2 separate regions of the Homo sapiens genome follow, and region 2 is linked to region 1. The links are chromatin contacts, found by Hi-C in ENCODE. All regions are on one chromosome and are shown on one strand. Each heading gives the region's core, a stretch centred on a gene start or an enhancer-like site at or near the end of the contact. The rest is flanking DNA. Distances are from core to core; before and after follow the strand shown. Region 1 overlaps LINC02893 (long intergenic non-protein coding RNA 2893). Region 2 has its middle 27 kb from the start of LINC02872.

What was found. A loop is a pair of places that touch in the nucleus more often than their neighbours do. Pooled maps may share reads with other maps.
Region 2: a loop to region 1 is called in a map of transverse colon, with 6 times the contacts of the local background. The contact joins two enhancer-like sites. A Hi-C loop is called at or near these places in 6 of 168 maps with a recorded cell type or tissue (ascending aorta, esophagus muscularis mucosa, posterior vena cava and 3 more) and 7 of 50 pooled maps.

Annotation. Positions count from the first base shown.
Region 1 is chr9:87,031,089-87,038,420 of GRCh38, forward strand. The region is part of intron 1 of LINC02893 (long intergenic non-protein coding RNA 2893); the gene reads right to left. Among named protein-coding and RNA genes, the nearest start is that of LINC02893, 7.4 kb to the right of the region's middle. RefSeq lists an enhancer at 2,347-5,595. Within about 2 kb of position 3,148, at least 6 of the 41 ENCODE cell types and tissues checked have a DNase peak (open chromatin) inside an H3K27ac peak, as active enhancers do.
Region 2 is chr9:87,117,879-87,125,216 of GRCh38, forward strand. No RefSeq gene overlaps it. Among named protein-coding and RNA genes, the nearest start is that of LINC02872, 27 kb to the right of the region's middle. Within about 2 kb of position 5,238, at least 2 of the 41 ENCODE cell types and tissues checked have a DNase peak (open chromatin) inside an H3K27ac peak, as active enhancers do.

The DNA.
Region 1 (7,332 bases), core at 1,898-4,397:
AAAAAAAAAAAATTCCTGCAAAAGGCAGAGATTATACCTGATAGTTCTACCATCATTTACTTCTGTAATCCATGTATCTGATTCCAGAATCGTGGGTTCAATGCTTTCTCTGTGTCACTATGGTATAGTTGGGAGACAGTACTTCTACTCAGCCTGCCCCTGGGCACTAGGACATGATCAGATGTCAGCCGACTTTTCTATGAGATGATGCTCTATGTGTCTATCTTGATAAGCAGTTATGATGTTTCCAACACAGCAAATAGAAATGTGACCTATGTTTGACCATAATCATAGCTAAATCTCTCTTAGCTAATTAATGTCAATGTTATCTCTTATGCTGTAATTATCAGCATACTGTAATATGTCTAAAAGTTAAATGATTTTGCTTCTCTGGGATGTCTTGTATGGAGGACGGTAGGGAAGCCTAGATGTTGAAGATAGGTGTGATATCCTTGGATTTATTGTGATAGCTCCTCTTACCCTCTGTTTCCCATGATGATTATGAACTTCCCATGATTATGTTTCCCATGATTATGAATTTCCCATGATGATTATGATTATGAAGTTCCAGCCTAGGAACTTCTGCACATTTTAAAGCTCAACTATCTTTTTAAAAATTATGAGGCCAGGCACGGCGGCTCACATTTATAATCCCAGTACTTTGGGAGGCAAAGACAGGTGGATCCCTTTAGCCCAAGAGTTTGAGACCAGCCTAGGCAACATGGTGAAACCCCGTCTCTACAAAAAAAGTACAAAAAATTATCCGGGTGTGGTGGCGGGTGCCTGTAATCCCAGCTACTTGGGAGACTGAAGTGGAAGGATGTCTTCAGCCCAGGAGGTTAAGGCTGCAGTGAACCAAGATGGCATCAGTGCACTCCAGCCTGGGTGACAGAGTGAGACCCTGTCTCAAAAAAGAGAAATGTTTCAGACATGCAAAAGAATATAAAGACTGACATAATGACTACTCTTGTAGTAACCATCACCTTAAGAATGAAACATTACCAATGGAGGTGAGATGCCCATGGCCCCTTCCAGCTGTGTTCCTCTCTTTCTCTGAAGGGCTCATTATCTGGTAGGGCTTTTTTTTTTTTAATTAAATCTTACCTAAAACTCCTTTATGCTGAAGGCATGAAAGCTAAATGTCAGCAAAAATAAGGACAATAAAGATGTTTGAGAGAGAAAAGAATGTTTCATCTGTGATTGTGGATGAGGACCGGCATCTTTAAATACCTGTATCATTTATTTATGGAGGGTCTCACTTAATGATACATCAGAAATATCCTGCAAGGATGGGACACCATGTTTTCAGTCTTTACCCTATTACTAGCTATTCAGATTGTTTCCAGCTCCTTAATAAAGTAAACAATGTTCTAATAATCCTGTGTGTGTGTGGATAGATGGACAGATGGATGGATAGGAAGATGGGTGATAGATAAATATAGATAGATGATAGATAGATAGATAGATAGATAGATAGATAGATAGATAGATCCATCCATCCTAATGTACTGAGGCATTTTATTTCTAATGGAAGGATTCCACCAAAGTATAGGTGCTAGGTCAAACATTGTATGTATTTTTAATTTTAATAGAGATTGCCATAGTTTTCCATAAGCTATTAATTTGAAATTGAAGTTTTCAACATCTGAAGCATGATTATGGAATCTTTGAGTTTCTTGAAACATTTTGAAAACCACTGGACCTAGGATTTTTAGCTATTTTGTTTACCATGTCTGCCTATGTGGCCTTTGAGAAATGTGAAACTCTGTAAAATACCTTGATTATCCTATGATACAAAATAGAGAAAGAAAAATACCGGCTGGATGCTAGAAAATGGAGCTGAGGCCTGACTTCATGTCTTCCTAGACTAAGTTTCTGGTTAGAAAAATGGAAATAGGTCCCAATCGGGGAGGAAATAGAGCATTTATTTGATGCTGCCTTTCAGTACAAGCATTAAAATATGCCAAGTAATGGATGAAAGCCCTTTCTGATTATTTAATGAAGACATGGAATTCTGTGGAGTTCTGCTTCTTATGTGAATAAGAGACCCTCTAGCAATGCAATATTTCAGCTTCCATTTGTGCAAAATTAGATGAAACAAATTACTTTAAAAATAAACAACAACAAAAACCCAAGCTCAGAATCATGCATTCTTCTCAAAAGTAACTTCCTAAAATCAGTGTGAACAAGACTAAATGAAATGAAATAATTGTGAAATAAAGTCTAGAATGTATTCTTTGTGGAAAATTAATTCTAGCTCATAGGAAAGACTCAGTCTTAGTTAACAAATTTGGACAAAATCAGAATGTGCAGCAATTTATATCTGCTGCTCTGGATGTTTGGGTCCCCTTTGAACTCTGGCCTTAAATATTCTGATGGATTTTCTTCATAAGCCCTTAAATTCTCATGGGGTAGACTAATGGCCTTTTCAACAGGCACATGAATTTCCCCTTTTGCAGTCACCACATATGTAGGCAGTACATCTCTAGCAAATCTCCAGACCATCCCAGAGAAAGTAAATCCAGAAAAGAAGAAGGGAAGAGGGGGTGGGGAGGGCAAGAATTGTCCCCTGAGTAAACCTGCAATGCTCAATAGTTAGACTGAATGATGTGGTGGCATTGGAGGCAAAAAAAAAAAAAAAAAGAAAAGAAAAAAACACCTCTAACTTGAACTGCTAAGGTTTTTTAAAGGAAAGAAAAAGAGAGAAGGAAGGAAGGAAGAGAAAGAAAGAAAGGAAGGAAGGAAAGAAAGAAAAGAAAAGAAAGAAAGAAAGAAAGAAAGAAAGAAAGAAAGAAAGAAAGAAAGAAAAAGAAAAAAGAAAGAAAAGAAAGAAAGAAAGAAAGAAAGAAAGAAAGAAAGAAAGAAAGAAAGAAGGAAAGAAAGAAAGAAAGAAAAAAATAATCATGCAAGCAGGCAAACAAACAAAACAAGGTAAAGGGAAATGTTAGGATGCTTTCAATCAAGCCCTTTTAGATCAATTAACACCGTTGTTTATTTAATCTCCAAATTCCATCACATGTGGCAGGCAGGAGTGCTGTTCTTCTTTTCAACTGAAACAATGCAAAACATAGTCTGGATTCAAGGAAATCTTGCCAAAATCCCTGGCAATGTATCACTTTTTTAAGCCCTGTTTTGCTTTTGTGCTCATGGTAACGTTTGCAGCTGTCGAGTGTGGCTTCAGGCTGTCTGACTCCCTTGAGAGAATTTATGTGTTTTTCTACTTCCTTTCCTTATTAGGAGGCAGGAATCTGCGACACCTATTAGAACAAGTATGCATAAAGGGTAATGACCATGAGATTTATTAGTGGTCTGTTCTTCTTCAAATGAGCTCTCAGCCCCTGTTCCGCAAGGGCCATGCCCAGGTTTGAACTGGCCTCTGCTTTCTCGGCAGCAGGTGGGCAGAGTGGCTTTAGTCAAGGGGACGAGGAAAGATGTCGGCCTCTGGGAAAAGCTGGTTCTTTCTTCCACACCAAGGCACGGAAAAGAACCTGGAGTGTCAAGGTTTGGATTTAATGAATATGAAGTATTAGCTGACAAAGGTGAATGGGATCGAAATAGAAACATGAGCTAGATTTTCATAATAGCTCTGTGGCAGGAAAAAGGCTCCCAGAACCCTTTTGTTTTGTTCTTTTTAAAATGGTAGCGTGTGGGGGTAATTTTGTTCCTAGAGGTCTGAGATAGGGGAATGAGCCTTTCCTAGGAAAGCATGGGAATTCTTCTTTCCTCTGTTTCCAAGGAGTAAAAAGGTCGCCATTTGGGGAAAGGGATGACTTTGAGAAGCTAAAAGTGTGCTCATCTGCAGCGGACCCCTCACAAAAACGTTCAAACAAGGAGTCAGGAAAGAAGCTGCAGGTTTTAATAAAATCCACATATCAGCCCGAAAACACTGGGCCAACTACATCTCTGCCCAGCCTCCTGCTAATGTTTGGAGTCCAGACGGAAAGTTCAGGAGAACAAAATGCTTGGGGCCAAATTCATTTTCTGTGAAAATCACCAGTATGTTCAAGAAAACGTAATCCATATGTTTTTGATTCATTCGTCAAAACGTTTCAGTGAGCCACTGGGTGTCCACAAAGCTTGTCAGGTCATTCTTCTTCAAGGCAGAAAACCGTGTTTGGCCATAGAAGGTGGATTCTAACCCCAGAAAGGGCAGGTTCAAATTGAAACTCACTCTCAAGGTGTGAGTGGGCTCTACCTTGAAAAAATCTAATAGGCTCTACTGAGAAATACCAGGAAGAAGAATGAATACATTTTCCTCATGCAGTTTTTAGGCTGGAGATAGTAACTGGGGGAAGGCAAGGGGTCAATGTTCTTTTGAGCTTTTAAGCATGATCAATATTGTGAGATGAAGAAAATTATCTCGGTTACTCTTAGTCTGTTGAGAAAGTTAAAACTTCATAATCAGTTTTGTTTTGTTTTTTCTCATGAACTCTCAAAGATTCTTCTCCCCCCAGCATCTATGATCCCCTACCGGGTAGAGTCATTTTTACATCCCCCTAGTACAGTATCTGACACGTTCTAGTAGGCACCCAATGAATGCTGACCAGAACTGAAACAACAAATATATTTTTTCCTGTACTGATCAATACATAAAGGTTTGCTTCCACCTTGGGTGCAGTTATATCCAATAGCTTGTAGTATTAAAGTCAGAGAATAGGCACTCTGTGTTAAGAAAGTAAAAATGATACATAGACCTAATGGTGCAGATAAGTTGACAGGAAGATAAAGCTAAAAGGTTGGAAAACACATTAATTAGTTCCCCTCCTCTATCTGGGGTCCTCTGGCTTTTTCCATTTGGAGCATGCACTGGAATAAAGAAGGAAGGAACCTACTTCAGGCTTTGTCCAGAGTCATAGCAGAAGGAGAACATTTCATTACGGTGCTTCATGCAACTCACCCAGGTCCCCCGACACATTCACCCTGAACTGCATAAATCTCTCAGTAAGCAGCAAATGAGACCCACGTTTAGATTTCTGACTAAACTTCTGGCTTCTTTTCACATTTTGCGCAGTCATTTCAAGTGAGCTAGCCAAAGCTGCTAATTAAAGAGAGAATGATTTATTTCATAAGTTTTCTTTTCCCTCAGGAAACATAACTCAACTCCAGGCACAGCTAGTTTACCTCGCCCTAGTCAATAAATTACACCCACCTCATTAATAGTTAATTAGGAAAACTGGAAACCCCTTGACAAAACCTCAAGAAGGAAAGGGTCAGCCAGCTCCAAGCCAGAAATGTACAATGAGCCTGATCCGATGCTCCTTTCGTGCTCACAGGCCCAGGTGCCCAGTCCTGAGTGGGAGCCTTGGTTTCTCCCCACATGTTTAGGAAGCTCATTCTGCCCTGCGCTGCCCTCCTACAGTGAACCTTACATGCATGTCATCTTTGTGAGGTAGGGGACAAAAACCCTGTCTTTAACCTTCTTTTATAACTGTTAAGAATTTTTTTTTTAACTATGGCAACAAAAATCTAGAGATCAATTTTCCTTCAATGTAGTATATGTTTCTCCAACAATAAACACATCGCTAAGGTTTAACTTTCAGGAATAAGATACTTTTTTTTCTTTTCATAAAAAAGATCGCAAAGCTCATATACTGCTGACTCAGTCTTTCCATATATAAATATTAACTGGAGGAGAGCCAGACCATGCCAGCTCCCCTAGTTCTCTATATATGGCCAATCAGTGCATTGGTGCAATGCAAGAGGCAGATTTATGTACAATGAGAAATAGAAAACTAAGGTCCACTTATAGTGCCTTGGCATTTCTAAGTATTTCACCAACATGCCACCTAACAGTTATATAAATTTGACTGATATTTCTTAAACTTTAATGTACACACATATGTCTTGAAGGTCTTGTTCAAAAGCAGATTCTGATAGGTCTGACATGGGACCAAAGAATCTATATTTCAAACAGGCTTCCAGATGACACCAATGCTGCCAGTCCTTGGACCACACTGAGTAGCAAGGAACTGGGAAACATCATCCACCTTCCCAAGTTGGCTGGTGGGTCTGAGTACTCGTGTGAACAGGTATAAAAACCAGGTCTCAGTATGCATTATGATTCTCCTCCTATACAAATCATTTTCTAGAACAGGGTTTGGCAAACATTTTCTCTAAAGTGTCAGTTAGTAATTATTTTAGGCTGTGCAGGCCATTCAGTCACTGTTGCAACTATTCAACTCTGCCATTGTAGTGCAAAAGTGACCTTTGAAAATATGTAAATAAATGGGTATGGCTGTGGTTCCAATAAAACTTTATTTATTTCTGAAAGTAAGCAACGGACCAGATTTGACCCATGGGCCTTAGTTTGCCAGCTCCTGTTCTAGAACAATGGTTTCCAAAAGGTTGTGTACTCAGAGCAGTACCCTCCCATACGTGCATATTTATTTATAAATTCTGTATACATCCTACTGCACTAACACAAAAGTGAAACACAAAAGAGGGAAAATTGACATAGAAAATCATATTTCTTTGTTCATTCAGTTGGAGCATCTTGCTATCCCCTGGGTACGCACACTCACCTTAGTGATAGAATTAGAAACTAGTGATGGAGAGAATTTTGAAATACATTTTTCTTGACAAAAGTGATCACATTTCTAAGAGTAGACCTTGGTGTTTTGATGATTTTTTTGCGTTCCAAGACATAGAACAGCTATAATATGTTAAGAGCTGATAGCAAAGACAAGAAAAACAAGCCTTGAATATAATTGTTTTATGCAATCAATACGGTGACACAGTCACTCTGCACCCTTTGGGGCTTATTTGAGCAGTCCTATGTGCCAGGTGCTAAGCTAGCACTCACAATGTTTTATCTTATTTAATACTCACACAGCCCTCTGAGGTAAGTGATTATTGTTGCTGTTTTATAGCAGAGAGAATGGAGACTCAGTACGTTTCTTATTTAGTTAGTTGGTTAGATGGGGTGTAAACGTCATATCGGCCTATTTAAAAAGCCTTTGTCCTTAATGACTGCTATTTATTGCCTCATCAAATAATAATCATTTTCAAAATTTTACTATTTATTTATTCTGTAATGACATCACACTGATGGAAAAATCCCTCTGGTTATAGTGAATGGGTTTGACATACTTCACCCAAACTGCTTCATCCTACCAAGAAGTTGCCAATGAAGGTAACTAGGCCTCTGTGCTGAGAGAGACTGTCATCTAATTTCAACAATATTGTTGGTTTCTAAGAGATTGCTTACTAGCCATAATGTACTAAGAATTCTCATTCATCTGAATAGTTATGTGCTCAAAACCTTCTTATTACTAAAACTCAGTCAGAGATGACAAGGTGAGCCAACTGCCTAAGACTATTTCTATGTAAGAA
Region 2 (7,338 bases), core at 3,988-6,487, 89 kb after region 1:
GTGAAAGGTACTGTGTCATTACTAGCTTCCCCTCCAGCTCCAAAGTTCTGGGATCAGCTACAAGAATCCTTAAACAACAAGTTCTTCCCATGTGTTTTATTTTATTTTATTTTATTTTATTTTATTTTATTTTATTTTATTTTATTTTATTTTATTATTTGAGACGGAGTCTCACTCTGTCACCCAGGCTGGAGTGCAATGGCGCAATCTCAGCTCACTGCAACCACTACCTCATGGTTCAAGCAATTCTCCTGCCTCAGCCTGCAGAGCAGCTGGGATAACAGGCATGCACCCCCATGCCGGGTTTTTTTGGTGTTTTTTGTTTTTTTTTTTTTTTGTATTTTTAGTAGAGATGGGGTCTCACCATGTTGGCCAGGCTGGTCTCCAACTCCTGACCTCAAGTAATCCACCCGCCACAGCCTCCCAAAGTACTGGTATTACAGGTGTGAGCCACTGCGCCTGGCATGGGTATGGGAGGGAGGGGAAAAAAAACGAGTGTCCTCTTGAATTATCAGGGATGTGATTAATACATGAAAGTTGATTCAAACTAAGGCTCATCCAATATTAATGCCCAGACAATGCCAGCTCCTCTTATTTTCCACTTTGATTGAGTTAAATTTGGAATGACTATGGGGGCTACAAGTGCTTTTAAAAATTGGGGTAACAGTGGCTGAGTTGTCCTCAGTATAACTAGACCCTGCCATTAATTCCCTTCTAACACTTCACTTCTATTAGCTATTTATGAAGAAACACATGAGCAGCAGCCTCTATTGCAAACCCTTTTATAAATATAGATTTTCTGAACTTTCTGCAAAGATGTGACTTCTGTTATCTCACTTTTCTTGATGAGGTGTTTGAGGTGCCAGGAACCCATGGGGAGATGGGACAGATAAAACTCTAATGCAAAGACTCACTTACCATTAGTCTTCTTTTGGAAATACAGATGTCCCATTTTAGTGTTGCTTTTAAAACCTGTGACTGGCCAGGCACGGTGAATCATTCCTGTAATCAATCCCAGCACTTTGGGAGGCAGAAGTGGGAGGATCACTTGAGCCCAGGAGTTCAAGACCAGCCTGGGCAACATGGAAAAACCCCATCTCTACAAAAAATACAAAAATTAGCCTGGTGTGGTGGCACATGCCTGTAGTCCCAGATACTTGGGAGGCTGAGGTGGGAGGATCCACTTGAACCTGGGAGGTCGAGGTTCCAGGGATCGTACCACTGCATTCCAGCCTGGGCAATAGAGGAAGACTCTGTCTCAAATAAATAAACAAATATGAATAAAAATAAAACCTTTGACCTATGACTATTTTAGAAAAGTCAAATTAATTTTTTATAAGTTGAACTGTATTTACTTGAGCTGTTTACAATTTACAGGTAGCAAAGAGTAAACCAGCAGGTAGTTATTTGTGGATGAGAATCAGTCTCCTTGGGGGCCCCTGCCCCTGTCTTAGAGCGGGGTGCACCTGCGTGCCCACCTATCCTTTCTCTCTATTGCGAAGCTGTGCAGTGTTGGCCCTTCCTGCTCTGCCAACCTGCTGGCAGCCCTGTACAGGGTTTTGCAGGACAGCCTCCAGGCTATAGTAAGCAGCAGAGATTCTTGATAATGGGCCAGATGGAAAACACAGTGACAGCTTTGGATTCCTTCCAGGGCCTAGAAAGGCAGCACTACAGATACAATCACTTCTCCATAGGGACTTTAGAAAAGAAAAAAAGTTACTAACATCTCTAAAATCTTTCCACAGAGTCAGAAGTAAACAGACTTAGCAAGGAGCATATATTTCATGAGGACATCTTCACAGGGCATTCGCAGGATGTCAGAATCATGGCCTTGGTGGAATGAAGGAAACGCAGGACAGGAAACAAGGAGGCCTGAAGTGCAGCCCTGGCCGGCCCCTCCACGCTCTGGGCAGCACCGCAAGCAGACCCCTCGCCACACGGAGCCCTCACTCTTCCTCTGTAGAAGGAGGGGAGGAGACCAGATTCTCGGGGTTACTGTGAGGACACATGCGATGGAAGGAAATGTAGTTTGTCAAGATGGCATCTGTCATACATATGCAAAATGTCATTAGGGGCCGGGTGTAGTGGCTCATGCCTGTAATCCCAGCACTTTGGGAGGCTAAGGCGGGTGGATCACCTGAGGTCAGGAGTTTGAGACCAGCCTGGCCAACATGGTGAAACCCCATCTCTACTAAAAATACAAAAATTAGCCGGGCTTGGTGGCATGCACCTATAATCCCAGCTACTCGGGAGGCTGAGGCAGGAGAATCACTTGAACCTGGGGGTGGAGGTTGCAGTGAGCCGAGATCATGCCACTTCACTCCAGCTTGGGCAAAAGAGCAAGACTCTGTCTTAAAAAAAGAAATTGTCATTAGGGAAGATCCCAGAGAGCACTTCCCTGAGAGGGGCATGAGTTGTTCTTGGATGATTCTCTATGAAGAAGCAGGAGGGCACCCTACATGTCCAAATTTCCTTTTTCGAGAAAACAGGGTAGTATTGAGATTCTTTACCTTATGAGGTAGCCAAACACTTACATGTACTGTGGCCAACGTGAGTATGCAGTGACTACAGATTGTTCTCAGAATAATTTGTGATTAAGGGACCTGTGGTGATCTCATGGGGTTACATCCAAGAGTTAGAGAGCTCCGCTTGGGTGACAGAACAAAAGAAGGGTAAAACCTGAAGACTCCCACTCATCAGAAGGTTACGAATCTACAGCTGCCATCACTCTCCTCCCTCCCCTTTGTTCTTGGAAAAATATGTCATCAAGTGGAGCAAGAAAGCTGAACAATTTTTCCCACAGAAATTATGCATAATTATGGGTCTGTGTTCCTGGTCAAGAACTTGGCATTAAATGGACTATTGATATGCTGCAAACAGAAAGACAGCACGACCGCACGTCACTACATTTCTTTAAACTAAGAATATTATGTTCTGGATGGTAAACAGTTCCAGCCAGAAGGAATCTGAAAGGTGGCCAAGGCCAACATCTCACTTCAGAAAAACAAACTGAGGTCCAAAGTATCTCCTCTGGTCACATGGCTAGGTCACCCAGGGGCTCCTGATTCGATATTTTTTCATACCCTGCTCTTCCTTTGTGAAAAAAAGATCAGTATGAAGACCGTGCTATCCCCTCAACTATTCAAAAGGGTGAATAGGTGAGGAAAACGCAACTCAGGGGGTTTTAAAAACTTGCTTGAAGTTGCATGGCTCTGAACCATCTAAAATTAATTGGTATTTATTATGGCCACTAGAGTAACCACTGACTAATGTAGTCTGAAGCTAGGCACTTAATCTCAAGCCTTGATACTCAGCAGAGTGGGCTGTGGATCAGCCATGTCAGTGTCCCCCAGGATCTTGGTAGAAATCCAGACTCTCAGGCCCCATCCCAGACCTCATGCATCAGAATCTGCATTTCAACATTCCTTCCAGAAGCATTGTTTTTTTTTTAATTACTATCTATAAAAGAGGCCAGGAAATGGGATGTTCTAGACCTTCCCTTAAAATTCTCTGAATTATTCCCTCGCCTTCTCTAACCCTCCATAACCTCCCAATTCTAAAGAAATATTTGAAGGAGAAAAGAGACTGCAAAGTCAGGCTGAAAATCATGGTGAAAGGAAAGTGGACAGGGGCATGCATCTTCTTATTAGGAATGCTGGTTTCTGAGTGTCAGAAATTGTTTGTTCATTGATGGGCCTTGTCTACTGGAGTGGACAGAGAGCCCTCGACCAGGCATCAAGGGGGCCTGGGTGATTATCTCTGGCTGCATGTTGGGAAAGCTTAAGTGACTGGCCCAGTCTCCTCCTCTCTACAAGGAAATAATTGGTTTTCTAAGTAACTTTCATTGACACTATCAAAATCGGTTGTTAAAAATTATCTAGATGATTGTAGCCAGGCATGGTGGTGCGTGACTATGGTCCCACCTATGCAGGAGGCTGGGTTAGGAGGATCACTTGAGGCCAGAAGGTTGAGGCTGCAGTGAGCTATGATAGTGCCACTGCACTCCTGCCGGGGCAACAGAGCGAGGCTTCATCTCAAAAAATAAATAGATAAATAAATAATTTCTAAAAATTATCTGATTATCTTACTTGCCTGGGATTTCTTGGTTTGTGTTTGCTAGTAGATTCTTCATTTTCAGCCCGGGATTCCCACAGGAATGGAAACCTGAGCCCTCTTTTTACTCAGTGTATTTCTATCATCTCGTGTTGAATAATTGATGGATTGTTTTCATTTTAGTCCGAACTTATTTAAAAAAACCACCTTTTCTCCCAGCCTGCTTATCAACTTCTACCCCCTTTACACAACTAGGGGTGCACATGCCTGAGAGCTCCATCAACTGACCCCACTTCACCTGCAAAGCCCTTGTCCATGTCTATGGAGAGTAGCCCAAAGGCAATCAAAATAGTGAGACCAAGTAAATTTCCTCTGTAAGAAGTTCTGCTTGCTTTCCTCTGGATTTTGCCCCATTTCTCTGAGGCTCCAGCTGGTTTTCATGGCTATATACCCCACTTCTGGGTCCTTAGCCTCAACCTTTGTACACAGAGCAACAAGGAGTTTTTCATCTGCATCAGGCTAAATCATGGTCTTCCGTTCTCATAAACACGAAAGTTGCAGGAGCCTAAAGTTGACTTCGAAAGTGACATGCAGCTACACAGAGCTTTTGTTTGCCAAACACTTGCAAATCATTTTCCCCTACAAAAGCCCTTAAAATGTCAGCATTCTGAATATCTCTGCCCACGGGCCACTCTCTTTCTTGGGCCTTGGCAGTGATTTACTGTCCAGGATCCACCAGCCCCAGACCCAGAGAAGGGTATGGATGTTTATAGCTCTCGAGGCACTTTTTCTGGAAATTTCTGGGGGGAAGTAAGGGCCCTTTCACTTTATGGCACTGAAACATTTTTGTGAAGGTATTTTTATTTTCAATAAGTGAACTCAACAAGTGGATACTGAGTCAAGACTAGTGAGGTGTGTCAAAATGAAGCAGAGTTGAATGAAGAAAAAAAGGCCTTTAGTGTGATAACATTCTGGTTTTTCTTTTTTCTCTCTCTCATTCACTTTTCTATTTTTGAGGAGTAGAGTATATGGAAAACAGGCATTCAGCCTCTTTAAGAATCAGTTCTGTGTGTAAATCATAGTTACATGGACTAAAAACAGATTCACGGATGTGGGCTATGGTGGAGGCTTCATTTCCCTGCACAGTTACCACGTGAAGGAGATAATTAGTCATCCTGTTCCCCCCTTTAATCAAGACTTCAGGAAAATCAAACTTTGCTGTAAGACTATCATGAATCATCAAGAGAGAAGTAGAATTTATGTTGATTCATAAATGGGCCACAGAGGCATCTGGTGAGGTTCAGAGGAAGTCAAGACAGAACAAGGAGCAAGAGGCACGCCCGGTATTTCCCCAAACACATTTCTCTGTATTTAACCAACACAATATTCTCAAAAGCAAATGAAGAAAATAATAGCACACCATTTTTTATCCAGAAAGGAAAGATTAACCCAGATCTGAAATACATCATTGTAGTGTTCTAATTAAAGCATACTTCAGGCTCATATTTGGTGGAGGAATTGACTCCCTCCCCAAACCTACATTCCCTAGGCACAGAACAGGATGTAAGGAGAATCCCCAAGTCGCCCCAGATCATTTCGCACTCTGCTTTTCCAGCTCTGACTGCATCTGACTCTACAGATGAGAAAACTGAAGATGATCTTCAAGAATGAAAAATTTTAGAAAGTTTTGTGCAACAATGTTGAACCAAAAAATGAATATTTTGGACATAGCTAGATTTTATTTTGCTTTTATATTGAAGAGGTTGAAAGAAAATAAAAAAAGCAGACTTTTTTTTAAATCAAGAAAATCTTGCAGATAAGGATAATGAAGAACTTTAAGGGCTTCTAAAAATAGATGGACATTCACATAAAAATCTAGCTTTTAGTAGCATTTTATTCTTTTAAAACTTTGTTTATGCTATCTTCTTCCTTGCAGTTTCCATAGACAAGGCAAACATTTGTAGAAAGCTCATGTCCCAAACAGCTATATCAAGTAGGCAGTTTCATTTCTAGAAATCCAAATAAACTCATTTATTTTAAGACCAGTAAAATGACAATAACATAAAATAACTGGCTGGCTCTTCATGCTCCATGAGCAAACATAGATGTATGTGCACTCACGTGCGCACACACACATGCAGATGCACACACAGACATGAATATAACTTCATTTAGCCAAGACAAACCATTCTGAAATAAAATATAAGGGTTTACTCAGTGACTTGGAAGACTGTTAGTTTTACCTGAAATCGGGAGAGAAGGAAAAAATACAACCAGGTCTTAAATGCCAAGGCCAGCACAAAGAAGAGCTGCTGTGATCAAGCATTTTTATCTTCATGCATGAGTTCAGAAGGTCACCCATATTTCCCTCTGTCTGTCTCCCATAATGCGACAAAGTGAACATTCCTCATAGAGAAACCCCCATAGCATTCATCAATTTCACATTGTTTTCATTTTGTTTTATTGAAGTAGGATTTGCATATATTTTTTAAAGTACAGAAATATTAAGTATACAGCTAAGTGAATTTTACCTCTGAATACACACTTATATAGCCACTAGCTTGATGAAGATTTAGAACATTTCTGTCACCTCAGAATTTCCCCCAAATGCCTATGCCAGTCAATGAGCATTTGGGGTCTTAGAGGTCACTACTAGAACATTTTAAGTTTCGTCTGTATTCCACCAGCACAAAGATTGGTTTCTAAAAACTTGTAAGCCATTTGCTTTTCCTGTCTCGAAAATGGGTTACTAATTACTTTTTAGAAAGTTTTGTGCAACAATGTTGAACCAAAAAATGAATATTTTGGACATAGCTAGATTTTATTTTGCTTTTATATTGAAGAGGTTGAAAGCAAATAATTAATTAATGTTTTTTTTTAAATTTATTGAGAATCAACTGTATTTAATTGGTAACTGGCTTTGCCCTGTATACACTGCTTCCCTTCCAGCCTCCTCAAGGGGATGGCTATTTACCTTCCTATTTGTTTTTTAAGTTTCCCCCTTGCATGCCACTGAGGCCGGAGGTGAGGTACGTGTCCTTGATCTAGGCCATTTATCCTCCTGTCGTCACACCCTTCCTTTCCCGCCCCACCTCAGCTTCTCTGAAGTTCAGGCCACGAGACTGCGCCACAAGTTGCTTCTCCTTGGGACAGTCATCCACAGACCGCCTAGTCACTCCTCCTTATTTCTTGAAGAGTTGAGTTTATTCTTTATTTCACTGCCATTCTCCCCACTACTACTCCTGTTATGATTCTTCAAGATTTCAATATCCACAGAAAAAAATT